4 separate regions of the Homo sapiens genome follow, and all the other regions are linked to region 2. A link is a contact called in ENCODE Hi-C or POLR2A ChIA-PET data. All regions are on one chromosome and are shown on one strand. The core of a region is the stretch at or near the end of the contact, and the rest is flanking DNA. Distances in the headings are between cores, read along the strand shown. Region 1 holds the start of STXBP3 (syntaxin binding protein 3). Region 2 holds the start of SLC25A24 (solute carrier family 25 member 24). Region 3 holds the start of WDR47 (WD repeat domain 47). Region 4 holds the start of TMEM167B (transmembrane protein 167B).

Region 1 (2,880 bases), core at 240-2,739, 550 kb before region 2:
GAAGCAACATGAAAAATGTTGAGTCAATGTCAGTTGTTTAAAAAAAAGGAAGTCACAGAATGACAGATAATAAAAACAATGTCTTTATCTGTATGAGGATCAGAAGGAAAATGTGAAAAAGGGAAAAGCTTATGATTCAATATGTAAAGAACTGGCTTAAATACATACATGCGGATGTTAATCACATATATATCTTGGAAATTATACAACACAATTTGTTACCCATTTTCACATAAATGTATTTAAATACCATTGTTTTAAAACATCTCAAATCTTAAGTCAGCCATGTAAATCTTGAAAAAGCAAATGCCAACCTTAAAATTATCTAATCTTTTAAAAGATAATTTCATATTTTTCACCTATTTATACATTTGCTTAGTGCCTGCTATATGTTAAGCACTATCCCAGTTACTGATTTGGATTTTTAATTTTAGACAAGGAACTCTAACTCCCAGAATTCTGCTGACTAAATCATTTGTTTTTTGTTCAACAAGTTGGACTAAGAAATACTAATTAGATGCTACTCCCTTTCCACTACTAGGCCATAATTATCTTGAACTCAGAGATACCAAACAATGATGGTTATTCCTGTTGGGTGGTTTCATTCTTTCTCTAACCTGCCAGACCTAGGTTTGGAGCGATGTTTATGAAAGTTGTGGATGATACCGCAGAACATCAGTAACCAATAAGGAGTCCGGTCCTAACAGCAGGGAGGGGCCCCCGAGAGTAGGGAAAACGGAAGGAGCGGCTCTTGCCCAGGCTATGCAGGAAGATGTCACGGCTGGACACCGGTCATTCCAATGGTCTCTTCTCAAGAACTTTTCAGAAAGTAGGCTCCTCTCGGAATAGGGGAAGATGAGTCTGTTAAACAGTGAGGTTTTTTGAAAAGCACGGGTTGATACTAACACGAATAAGCAGAATAAACAGTCCTTGCAAACTCCAGTGTGGGGTGGAGATGGGGGCGGAATAAACAGCGCCCGAATTGTCTCGGATGGAGAGACATCCCCAACTGGTGGAGCGCGGACGGGAGCGGAGAAGAGTGGGGAGCGCGGCCGAGGGCACGCACGGGCTCCGCGGGAGGGAAAGCCGGGCCGGGCGGCTCACCCGGGGCGGAGCTTCGCGGCCAGAGCGCGGCCGAGGCGAGGGGGTGCCCGACGCCAACGAGAAGGCCGCGTCCCGTCGCACCCCGCCCATCCCTGGTGCTGGCAAGGAATAAGGCAGGGCAGGAAAGCAGGAAGAAGTCCTCACACAGGTCCCAAAGCAACAAGTGCTCGCGGCGGCTCCTCAACAGACCGCTGGGTTGGGGCTGCAAAACGAGGCCCGGCACGGCAGCCTCCCGGCCTTCCCTCTCTCAACCCCTACCCCACCGCACTCACTCTGCCACACGACGCTCTTTAGCCCCCTCTCTGCCACCGGCGGCGCCATCTTCCCGACACTGCGGAGCAGCAGCCACCACCTTCCACTCCCAACCTACTTTGGCCGCAGAAGCGGCGTTGGGGTGGCCCCGCCCCTTGCTGCAGGGGAATGCCCCACCCCCTCTAGCAGACCGCGCCCTCCGGTGACGTCACGCGCGTCAGCAAGGGAATTTCCGCCCACTCCCGGACGGAGGCTGCGCAGTACAGGTGGAACCTCCGTGGGAAGTCGGGAGCCCCCTAGCGGGAGGCTGCTGTCGCCCGAGGTTCGACGTCCTGTGGCCTAGGAACGCGAAGTGCCAAACCGATCGTGAGCCAAGGCCGTCTATGAAATTCCGAGTTCACACATACACGAAGACTGGAGGATCCTCCCCATTACAGAAGAACCCTTCACTTCGCAAGGCGATTCATAATAGACTTCACTCAGTAGCCAGCCCAACTACCCAATGGAAAATGTACTGTCCCCAAATGATTATTTCATTCATTTTTTCAAGGACACAGTAATTGCGTAGAACTGTGAGGTTCCCTCCAGTGTGCCAAGAACTGTGCTGGACTTTTAGGAAACTCAAAGAAATGAGAGATCAACTCTTTCCCCTGAATAATTTACAATCTAATTAAAGAGCACAATTCCTGGAATGCTGCAGGTAGTTAAAACTTAGTTTAAAAATTGAATGCCTTAATGATAAGATATACATAAATGAACCAACAAAAGAATAATCATTTATTAACAAATTTATGCAACAAATGTAGGGAGGGCCTGTTAATGCTTCAGAATCTACAATTATTGTTGAAAGTTGATTCACAGAGGAGGAGATCTGAGCTCAGAAAGTTTAGGTAGAGATCTGTTTACTGAGATGGTTCCTTTGGGACTTTAAATCAAAGTAATCAAACGTAAGTGAGATCAGTTTAGTTGCTAAGAGCCCTAACTGTGAGATAACCATGTGACATTGGCAGAAAGTAGGCTTTCCTAGAAGGATTTGCAAAGAACCAGTGGCTGTAAAGATTCAAATTGGTCACACAGGGAAGTAGAAGTGGTTAGATACTACTACTAATAATAATGTCTAATATTTACTGAGTGCTTACTTACCATATGCCAGGCACCATGCTAAGTAGATTACCTCACTGATCCTCAAAGCAACACTTACAACAAGGAAACTGAGGCTTAATGAAGTCAAGTAACTTGCCAAGGATGCACTTAGTGGTGGAGTGGGAACAAAGATCAGGCTTGGGCTACATGGAAAGCAATAGAGTAGTCTGTGGGGTAACCTGCAATTTTTAGGAGAGGAAAGGCAAATGAAGAATTAAGAACAGGCTGGGCATGGTGGCTCACACCTGTAATCCCAGCACTTTGGGAGGCCTAGGCAGGAGGACTGATAGAGGCCAGGAGTTTAAGACCAGCCTGGGCAACATAGCAAGACTGCTGTCTCCACCAAAAAAAAAAAAAAAATTAATAAAAAAGTTAGCTGGG
Region 2 (2,943 bases), core at 1-2,500:
GGTTTTCAAGGACAGAGAAAATTTGAAGTTTGAAGGCAGTTCCAAAGGAAGGCAATGATTCTTAATAAGACTGGAAGTTGGAAGTAATATAAAAAGATAAATCAGTTTCAAGATGATTTTACTAAGCAGGCAGCCCTTAATTTACAAATTCTAGATTCATACATATCTTAAACATACAAAATGATATGAGGAGAGGTAAGTTCAGGGTCTGAGTTCCTGGCTGTTGTTGGAACTGATTTCTGTGTAGTGATTCAGAAGATGTGAGACACCCTAATTTACAAGTACAGAGGTATCTTCTTTTCTGCAAACAGCAGTACAACAATAGTTCCTCTTACGCAGCTGTGAATGAACAGGATTATTACAATTAATGATATCTCATTTGATTGGCGCCTTAGAGAATTAAGACCTTTCACACCTAATATACAACTTTGTTGTGAAGGCAGATATTTATATTCTCATTTTACTGATGAGAGACTACCCGGAGACGCTATGTCACACCTGAAGGATTAGGTACTTTCTCTGTTAAGTCCAATGTTCCTTCCGTTATTCCATGCTAGGCAGTAATAAGTTCTGTCTTGCCTGAGTAATAAGCTCCAAACCTCGGAACTGCACCCATCTTGAGAAGGAGGAGGGCGCTGTGGTTTTTTCTGATAAGTGCAGCTGGCAGACACTCTATACGCTTAATCACGGGCAAATCCTAGCTAAGCTGCCTACCAAACTAGTCCTTCTTTTCCCCGTTGCCCACGCAGATGGCTGTTGATCTTTTCTGCAACAAATCCAGGAGTTTCTCCTTTTTGTTTTATAATTGCTCCAATAGATGCTTTAGGATTTAACTCTCTGCTTTTTAAAGCAGAATCGCCATCCCAGGTGTGCAACCACGAAAAAATTAGACATCCGTGAGAGACAATGCCCTCCATGGCCCAGTTTCCAGGCAGAGAGAAGCAGCTCTGGGCTGACCGCCAAGGCTCCGGCCCGAGAGGGTCTTTAAGTGGAGTAACCAGTCTTCAAGACCCCGCTCCCAAGCCACCGACGCGCTGACGCTGCAGCCCTGGACCTGCTGGGGGCCTCTTCCTCGGACCCGCATGCTGACAGCGGGACTGGCAACTGGGCAGAGGTCGACCCCGGGTCCGCACAGCACCTCCCGAGACCCAGCTCCCAGCTCCCTCACTTCCGGCTCTCTGGAGGCGGGCCCGGCCAGTGCCGCCGAGGCCAGCGCGGCGAGCTCCTCCCCAGCAGCGGCGGGACGGCCACACCCTGCGCTCCGCGCGGGCTCGGGTGGGGTCTCCGCTCCTGCGCCCTGCGCCCTGCGCGCCGCAGCCGCAACCCCGACGGCGCCCCAAACGCTGTTGCGCCGCGCGCCCCGCCCAGCCCGGCCTCGCGCTGGTCCCGGTCTCGCCCCGCAGCCCTCGATCTCCCGTGACTTCCTCGGCCAGGCCGCCTGCGCCTCTGGGACCATGTTGCGCTGGCTGCGGGACTTCGTGCTGCCCACCGCGGCCTGCCAGGACGCGGAGCAGCCGACGCGCTACGAGACCCTCTTCCAGGCACTGGACCGCAATGGGGACGGAGTGGTGGACATCGGCGAGCTGCAGGAGGGGCTCAGGAACCTGGGCATCCCTCTGGGCCAGGACGCCGAGGAGGTGGGTCGCCGCCGGGGCGCCGCCTGAGCGTAGGGAGGGCTGCGGGCGCTGGGGACACTGCGAGGACCGAGGAGGGCGGCGGCTTGAGGCGTTGCCAGGAGAGGAAGGAGGAACTGTGGCGCCCAGCGCTCCGGTGGCTTCAGAAACTCGGGCGTGGGGCCGCGACCGGCGACCCCGGTAACAGAAGTGGGTCATAATACGAAAGTCTACTGGTATTTGTCCAGATAAAATGAGTGTTGTGGACACTCTGGCCCACGGGCACTGTTAAATTTTTAAGACACTTTTGTCCTGAATCCATCCCAGGTTCTTTGTTTTCTGTTTTAATACCTTGCAGACATGTAATCCGTTTTAGCTGTCAGACTTCAGTGGGTCCCAAGTTTTGTATAAAGGCGCACACATTCGATCTCTTTCGAAGCTGCTTTGTTACAGCAGCTATGTGTATTGTCTACTGTTTGAAAACTGTTTGAAAACCAATCGCGTGTTTCCCCCACTTCCTGTTGAGAAGGAATGGCGGCATTCCATTGTTTAAGACATTCCTAGGTTAATGCCCTAGGTACATAAATTGATCTGAAGGGTTGACTTGACCTGCGACTGAGCAATTTCATTTTCTCTGAGTCATCTTAACTGTGCCCCTGAACTTCTGCCCCTTTAGTAGGGTGGAGATATGTGGAACTTCTCCAACCCTGTTGAAGCGTTCCCTGACACTGGCATTCTCTTATCCAAAGAGGGAAAGTGATTAGGTTACTATGAGGGCCAACAACTGTTATATAGTTATATTTCACTTCTCTTTTAATGTCTTTGGTAGTTATAGGCCTCTTCAGTTTACTGTTTCTTCTAGAGTCAGATTTAGTAAGTTACAATTTTTTTTGAAACTGCCTGTTCTGTCCAAGGTTCATAATACTCACCGATGATTTTATAACACTTCTGACTGAATCTGTAGGTAGGTTCTCTATTTCATTCCTCATATCTATCCTTTTCTCCCCTTCAATCTTGCCAAAGTTTTGTGTATTTTATTCATACTTTGAAGGAACCAACTTTTGGTACTTTGTGCTGATTGTCCCAGAAATGGCCCAGTTGGAGTTCCCCACCATGTCCAATCATTGGCTGGAAGCAGCCCAGGAAAGGGACGACCTTGCTGCAGTGCATCAGCAGATGCCAGGGTTAGAGGCTAGAGAGTGGAAGTCAACTGTGTTCCTCACAGTAGGTGCCTTTGAAGGGAGATCTCAGTGGTACAACTCCATGGTCCCTACAATATACAAAAGCTCTTTGGAGTGCTCAATGATTTTTAAGATTGTAAAGGGATCCT
Region 3 (2,953 bases), core at 53-2,552, 840 kb before region 2:
ACTCCGTCTCAAAAAAAAAAAAAAAAAAAAAAGATTGCATTGTGTATATGTACCACATTTTCTTTATCCATTTGTCTGTTGATTGACATAGGTTGATTCTATATTTTGGCTATTGTGAATAGTACTGCAATAAGCATGGGAGTGCCAGAAATATTTTTGATGTTTATTCTCTTTACCAGACTGTTACCCCATTTTCCCCTTTTGGGAGGTCCAGCTCACTCTGGACTTTCGCCTCTGTGAGGATGATGTTCTTTTTTCTGTGAGACGGAGTCTCTCGCTCTGTCACCCAGGCCGGAGTGCAGTGGCATGATCTCGGCTCACTGCAACCTCCGTCTCCCAGGTTGAAGCGATTCTCCTGCCTCAGCCTACCAAGTAGCTGTGATTACAGGAGGCTTGCCAGCACACCCGGCTAATTTTTGTATTTTTAGTAGAGACGGGGTTTCACCATGTTGGCCAGGCTGGTCTCAAACTCCTGACCTCAGGTGATCCGCCCGCCTCGGCCTCCTAAAGTGCTGGAATTGCAGGCGTGAGCCACCGCGCCTGGCCGAGAATGATGTTCTTACAGGTTTGTGTAATTGTATTCTTCCTTATGGTTATACTTCCTGGATGCTTAATTAAGCTCGGTTGAACATCACGTATATTTGTGGAATAAGGGGCTTACAACCAACAGGAGTAGACAAAACCTGAACATATTAAATGTTAAGTAACTGAAAAATGCTTTCAAGGCAGATCAGCTTTGCAAAATGAGAAACCAGGAAGGGGACAAACAAACTACTGGAGTTTTCTGGGACGAAGTGGGACCTAGGAAAGCAGCGAAAGAAGGGTAGAAGGCAACATTAATTTCATTAACCTTTATTAATTATCGGGGAGGAGTATGAAGAGTCAATCCTAATGCGCAGTCTTCTCCATTTGCAGGCGACAATCCTGTTCGTGCTATTTTGGGACATGGGGTCACCGGCCAGCTAAGGGTCTACGTCCCTGCCACCAGTCTCACGCTATTGCCGCACCCGTTCTGCTACTCCCCCGGGCCCCTAGCCGGTCCCTCCAAGCCCGACCCCCGCCCGCCCCGCCCAGGCTTTGGTCCGCCCCGCCCAGGCTTTGGTCCGCCCCGCCCCTCCCCGCCCCAGCTTTGGGCCCGCCCCTCCACGCCCCTCCCCGCCCCGCCCCGCCCCGCCGACTCGCCCTTCGGCTCAGGCACCTGCCTGGCCGCCCCGCGCGGCGGGGTCCTGAGGCGCCTCGGGGAAGCGCGGCGATTGGCTGCCGCTCGCGGGTAGAGCTCGGCTCCCCGGCACTTGACAACCGCAGTCTGCAAGAGGCTGAGCTGAGGAGTCGCTGGGCCGGGAGGGGCGGACGTGAGAAGGACGGATTGACGAACTGATGGATTGACGCGCGGGCGGTAGGAGGGAGGACCGACGCCAAACCCAGACCGCCGCCGTCGTGCTCCTGCCGCAGCCCGGAGCCGGCCGCTTCGGGGCCCTGGCCGCCGGCCTCCCAGCCGCGTTCTCCTCCGCCGCTCCTCCGGGCTTGCCCTGGAGCCCTCAGGTGGGTGACTCCGGGAGTCGGAGGCTGGGTCGGTCCGCTGCACACCTCGGGTTGCCATGGTCACCCGTCGCCTCCTGTCACCACCTGACACGGCTCCGACCGGGCGGCCCCGAGGACTGTGTTTGCGGCCCCGGAGAGGGGTCTTTAGTGGGCTTGGGTGCCGACTGGGAGGGGGCTGGGGTCGTGGGTGAGGCCCCAGCATCGCGGGGTGAGGATCTGCGAACTGCTGGGCCCCGGTTCGAGGTCACCGGTCCTGGACCACACCTTTCCCACATTACCAGTTGGATTCTGGGGGCAGAGCGACGCCCCTCGCCCTGGCACTGAGCAGCAAGTGAGCGCGAGGTTCGTGCCCATCTCGCCGCTGCGCCGATTCTTCCTTCCTCGCCCCTTGGTCGAGCCCGTGCGAGAACTGAGGGGCGCGCTCGCGTCCCTTTCTGGGCACGCCTTGGCCCGGAGGAAGAGAGGGAGCGGCGGGGCTGGGAGCCCCGCTGGGGCCGGTTTTGGCCTTTCTCACATCAATGGTCGGGATGGGAGCAGGCCTTTGGGGATCTGGGTGTGGTCGCGGAAAGGGGCAGCGACTCGATTTAGAACTGGGATTGCGCTGGAGGGGCGCCTGCGTAGAAGAACGCAAGGTTGTGGAACTCAAAGGGTTAAACCGCTTCCCTTTATTGGGGAGAAAAATATTGGAACTCTAGCTCTGGGGCGAGGCCATGGGCAAAGGGGGCGGGGGCGGGGGGCGAGGGTAGGCCGGGGCGGCATTTGGGCTTTTGACCAGATGATTTTTCCTTCTCTGTACCCAGACGTGCAGTTAGTAACCGTGCATGGTATCTGAGGGGACCGTTTTTTTTTTTTGGCAACTTGGTTTTCTCTGCATAATGAAAGGAGAAGTCTTTGTTCCACCCAGATTCGTAGGTTGTGATCCTAATACTTATTTCTCTCTTTGTTGGAGACTCTGTAGAATGCCTCAAAAAGTTAATGGCACAGAAATGAACATGTAGGTTTAAAAAATGCTATAAATCTTTTTTTCACAGTAAATTCAAGTAGAATTTTTTTGTCTCCAGTGTTGGCATATGTTGCATTGGCATTTTACTAAGAAGGAGAAACGCCTAAGAGCCCATTTTCCTTTATATGGCATATTGTCGAGGTCTCATTTAGGAAGAAGATGAAATGAATAATTCTACTTTAGGTTTGGGAGATTAGGAGAGATTGCTTCCAATAGGAAAGAAACATTATTACACGGTAATGGAAAAGTCAAGTCACAACAGTATATTGTTAGGTAAAAAAGCCAAAACCCAAACACTTGAATTTGGATGCCATTATGAAGATGTAAATTTTTTTTTTTTTTTGGACGGGATTTTAACCTGTGTTTATCTCCCACTGGTCCACTTCCTGGTTCTTTTCTCCCTCGCCT
Region 4 (2,700 bases), core at 124-2,623, 890 kb before region 2:
TGTTTCTTAAATACATAAACCAAGCTTATTTCTTGTACAGGGAAGCACAATGAATCACCTAATTGCAAAAAACAAGAAGATATTGGACCACAAAATGGGGGAAGAATGACTAAAATTTATTCAGCAACTACCGTGTCAAACTGCTGTCTTACTTCCTGGTTCAGATTCTGTCTTCCTCTGGGTAAATTCCCTTTTCTTACTGTGCCTAGTATCCTGAGACCTCTGACTTCCCAGGAAGCTCCAAATGAATATTATATATAACCAGTGTCTGCCAGTTCTAGATCACACTACCTCTCTTCCTCCAGTAAAACTGTCTCACAGCTAAGCTGTCACTAAGAAAGGGTCCAGCAAATTAATACATACACTAAGGTTTTCTGAGGAACTATACCTTCACGTGCTACCCCTTTTCTCTCATAAGTTTCTGCAGACAATGCCAAAATTCACAAGGAGGTTAAATTCGAGTCTTCAGTGCCAGGTCTATGGACAAAGTACTTTTGAGAAATGCTTTCCGGAGCCCCTCAAATCATCGTAATGCCTAAAAGGCTTTCTCTTCTCCTTTCCTGTAAGGTTGACACTAAAAATCATGAAGGCCCTCCTTCCTGTCCTCCTCTGGAATTCAGAATTCATAAAGTGTTTGAAGAGGCCTGGAAAATTAGGTCAGATAAACTGCCTCATCATCTAGAAGAGGCAGTGTCTAAATCCACCCTTTGCAACACTAGTCAGGGTCTCCACGTGGGATCACCCCGCCAGGACTTTAAAATCAGAAATCTTTCCGGTATTTTTCCGTAAGAAGAAGCTTTTGTGGGGTCTACATTCACCAGCAACCCCAAAAGTGTGGGACTTGATATTCTATGTCATTTATTGGCCCTCTCAACAAAACTACGGTCCGAAAGCATGAGAACGCAGGGAGCTGGGAGGAGGAGCCTCTCTCTTCCCCGGGTTTAAATAGCAGTAGTACCTCTGGGACTGACCTCTCCAAGGGCCAGAAAGAACTAAGAAAAAGAAAAGGGAAAGCAAAGCATAGGGATAGATAACTCGAGGTGTGAGCATAAGAGGCACTGGGGGTCCTAGATGAATATGGGAAGGGGGAACCCGTAGAGGAGTATAGGGGTACAGAAGTTAGGGGCGTCGAGAGGCCAAGGGGGGCCGGGCTGGGAGGGGGCGGGGAGAACGGCCACGTCAGTCCCGGCCCCGCCCGCCACGTTTTCCCTTCGTCCTTCACTCCCACCCTCCGCTCAGGGCATCAGTTCTCACCGTTCGTCATGGCGGCTGGCCCTGGACCTGGGTAGGGGGTCCGGGTTCAGTGGTAATAGCGGCGGAGATGGGGGAGCGCCCGCTTGACACTTCCCGATCCGGGCCGAGGTGACTGGAAGAAGCCGTAGTACGCAGGAGCAAGGGCCGAGAGGCGAGCGCCGAACGCTATCAGGAGTGGCTAGCCGATTGTCGAGCTCGGGAAACTGCGTGTTTACGTAGGGTAAGAAGAACGCTATCTCGAAGGCTTCGTACTTGGCCGTGGTAACTAAGTCTTTTCTGCGTGCCCCTGCGGGCGTAGGGCTGGGGCTGGCCCGCGTCAGTGTGTTTGAAAAGGTAAAGGCTTGTAGTTTTGTAGTTTATTTTGCGCCGTGGCGGCTGCTGTGTGTAAGCAGCAGCCTACCTATGAGGTTTTCATCGTCCTGGGCTTCCACTTGAGAGAACTCCAGCACCGCGGGTGAAGAAGCCGCACCTGCGGCCTCCGTGACTGCCCTTGAGCTGCTCTTCCTTACTCCGGATGGAAATCTAGTCAGACTGCGTCTGAACGTTGCAAATGAAATGAGGAACCTTGTAACAAAAACAAGTCGCGGCCGGGCGCGGTGGTTCACGCCTGTAATCCCAGCACTTTGGGAGGCCGAGCCAGGCGGATCACCTGAGGTCGGAGTTCGAGACCAGCCTGACCAACAAGGAGAAACCCCGTCTCTACTAAACATACAAAATTAGCCGGGCGCGGTGGCTCATGCCTGTAATCTAAGCACTTTAGGAGGCCGAGGCAGGCGGATCACCTGAGATCGTAGTTCGAGACCAGCCTGACCAACATGGAGAAACCCCGTCTCTACTACAAATACAAAATTAGCCGGGCATGGTGGCTCATGCCTGTAATGTAATCCCAGCTACTCGGGAGGCCGAGGCAGGAGAATCGCTTGAACCTGGGAGGCGGAGGTTGCGGTGAGCCGAGATCGCGCCATTGCACTCCAGCCTGGGCAACAAGAGCGGAAACTCCGTCTCAAAAACAACAACAACAACAACAACAACAACAAAAACCAAGTCGCATCTTTCAGATCCTAAAGCACCACGTCGTCGGAAAACATTCAAAGGGTTGCCCGTTTGCTTGTGTGAATTTTTCTTTTCCTTAAACTATCAGGAGAATCTCGATTCTCCTGCATTTAATTAATGCTGGGATCACTTCAGCCACTTTAACCAGAAATCGGCGATATCTAGACACCGCTTCTCTGAGGACACTTTGACAACGTGACAAAAGACATTGCCAGTCTAATGATGGGGGTGGGGTGGAGGAGACAAAAGTACAGATTCAGATTTGCATACTGAAATCCTTAATTGCACACAACTCGGCCCGCTTTATTAGAGTTCGGGCGGAAGTGCGACACCGAGTCCTCCAAGGCTAACTGGAGGGTTAAATTATACGGTTACTAATCCGCCGTGCTTGTC

What was found. Hi-C counts contacts between places; a loop is a spot of excess contacts on that map. ChIA-PET counts read pairs that join two places held with the same protein, here RNA polymerase II (POLR2A). Pooled maps may share reads with other maps.
Region 1: a map of B cell shows a loop between it and region 2 (5-fold over the local background). The contact joins the promoter of STXBP3 here to the promoter of SLC25A24 in region 2. A Hi-C loop is called at or near these places in 3 of 168 maps with a recorded cell type or tissue (B cell and naive thymus-derived CD4-positive, alpha-beta T cell) and 12 of 50 pooled maps. POLR2A ChIA-PET finds 5 or more read pairs at or near these places in 3 of 52 experiments (A549, MCF 10A and T-cell).
Region 3: a loop to region 2 is called in a map of CD8-positive, alpha-beta T cell, with 27 times the contacts of the local background. The contact joins the promoter of WDR47 here to the promoter of SLC25A24 in region 2. A Hi-C loop is called at or near these places in 1 of 168 maps with a recorded cell type or tissue (CD8-positive, alpha-beta T cell) and 7 of 50 pooled maps. POLR2A ChIA-PET finds 5 or more read pairs at or near these places in 3 of 52 experiments (RWPE1, activated B cell and naive thymus-derived CD4-positive, alpha-beta T cell).
Region 4: a pooled map shows a loop between it and region 2 (2.0-fold over the local background). The contact joins the promoter of TMEM167B here to the promoter of SLC25A24 in region 2. A Hi-C loop is called at or near these places in 2 of 168 maps with a recorded cell type or tissue (CD8-positive, alpha-beta T cell and naive thymus-derived CD4-positive, alpha-beta T cell) and 7 of 50 pooled maps. POLR2A ChIA-PET finds 5 or more read pairs at or near these places in 4 of 52 experiments (CD4-positive, alpha-beta T cell, CD4-positive, alpha-beta memory T cell, PC-9 and 1 more).

The regions. Positions count from the first base shown.
Region 1 is chr1:108,745,283-108,748,162 of GRCh38, reverse strand. STXBP3 (syntaxin binding protein 3) reads right to left here and starts at 1,489. Exons shown (of 19, transcript NM_007269.4): 1 at 1,377-1,489. The coding sequence starts at 1,425. RefSeq lists a silencer at 988-1,107 and enhancers at 1,308-1,717, 1,240-1,810.
Region 2 is chr1:108,198,650-108,201,592 of GRCh38, reverse strand. It overlaps SLC25A24 (solute carrier family 25 member 24), which reads left to right and starts at 1,250. Exons shown (of 10, transcript NM_013386.5): 1 at 1,250-1,637. The coding sequence starts at 1,455. RefSeq lists an enhancer at 1,032-1,326 and a silencer at 1,127-1,466.
Region 3 is chr1:109,040,451-109,043,403 of GRCh38, reverse strand. It overlaps WDR47 (WD repeat domain 47), which reads left to right and starts at 1,302. Exons shown (of 15, transcript NM_001142551.2): 1 at 1,302-1,542. RefSeq lists a silencer at 1,105-1,654.
Region 4 is chr1:109,089,437-109,092,136 of GRCh38, reverse strand. It overlaps TMEM167B (transmembrane protein 167B), which reads right to left and starts at 1,373. Exons shown (of 3, transcript NM_020141.4): 1 at 1,255-1,373. The coding sequence starts at 1,264. RefSeq lists an enhancer at 1,540-1,739.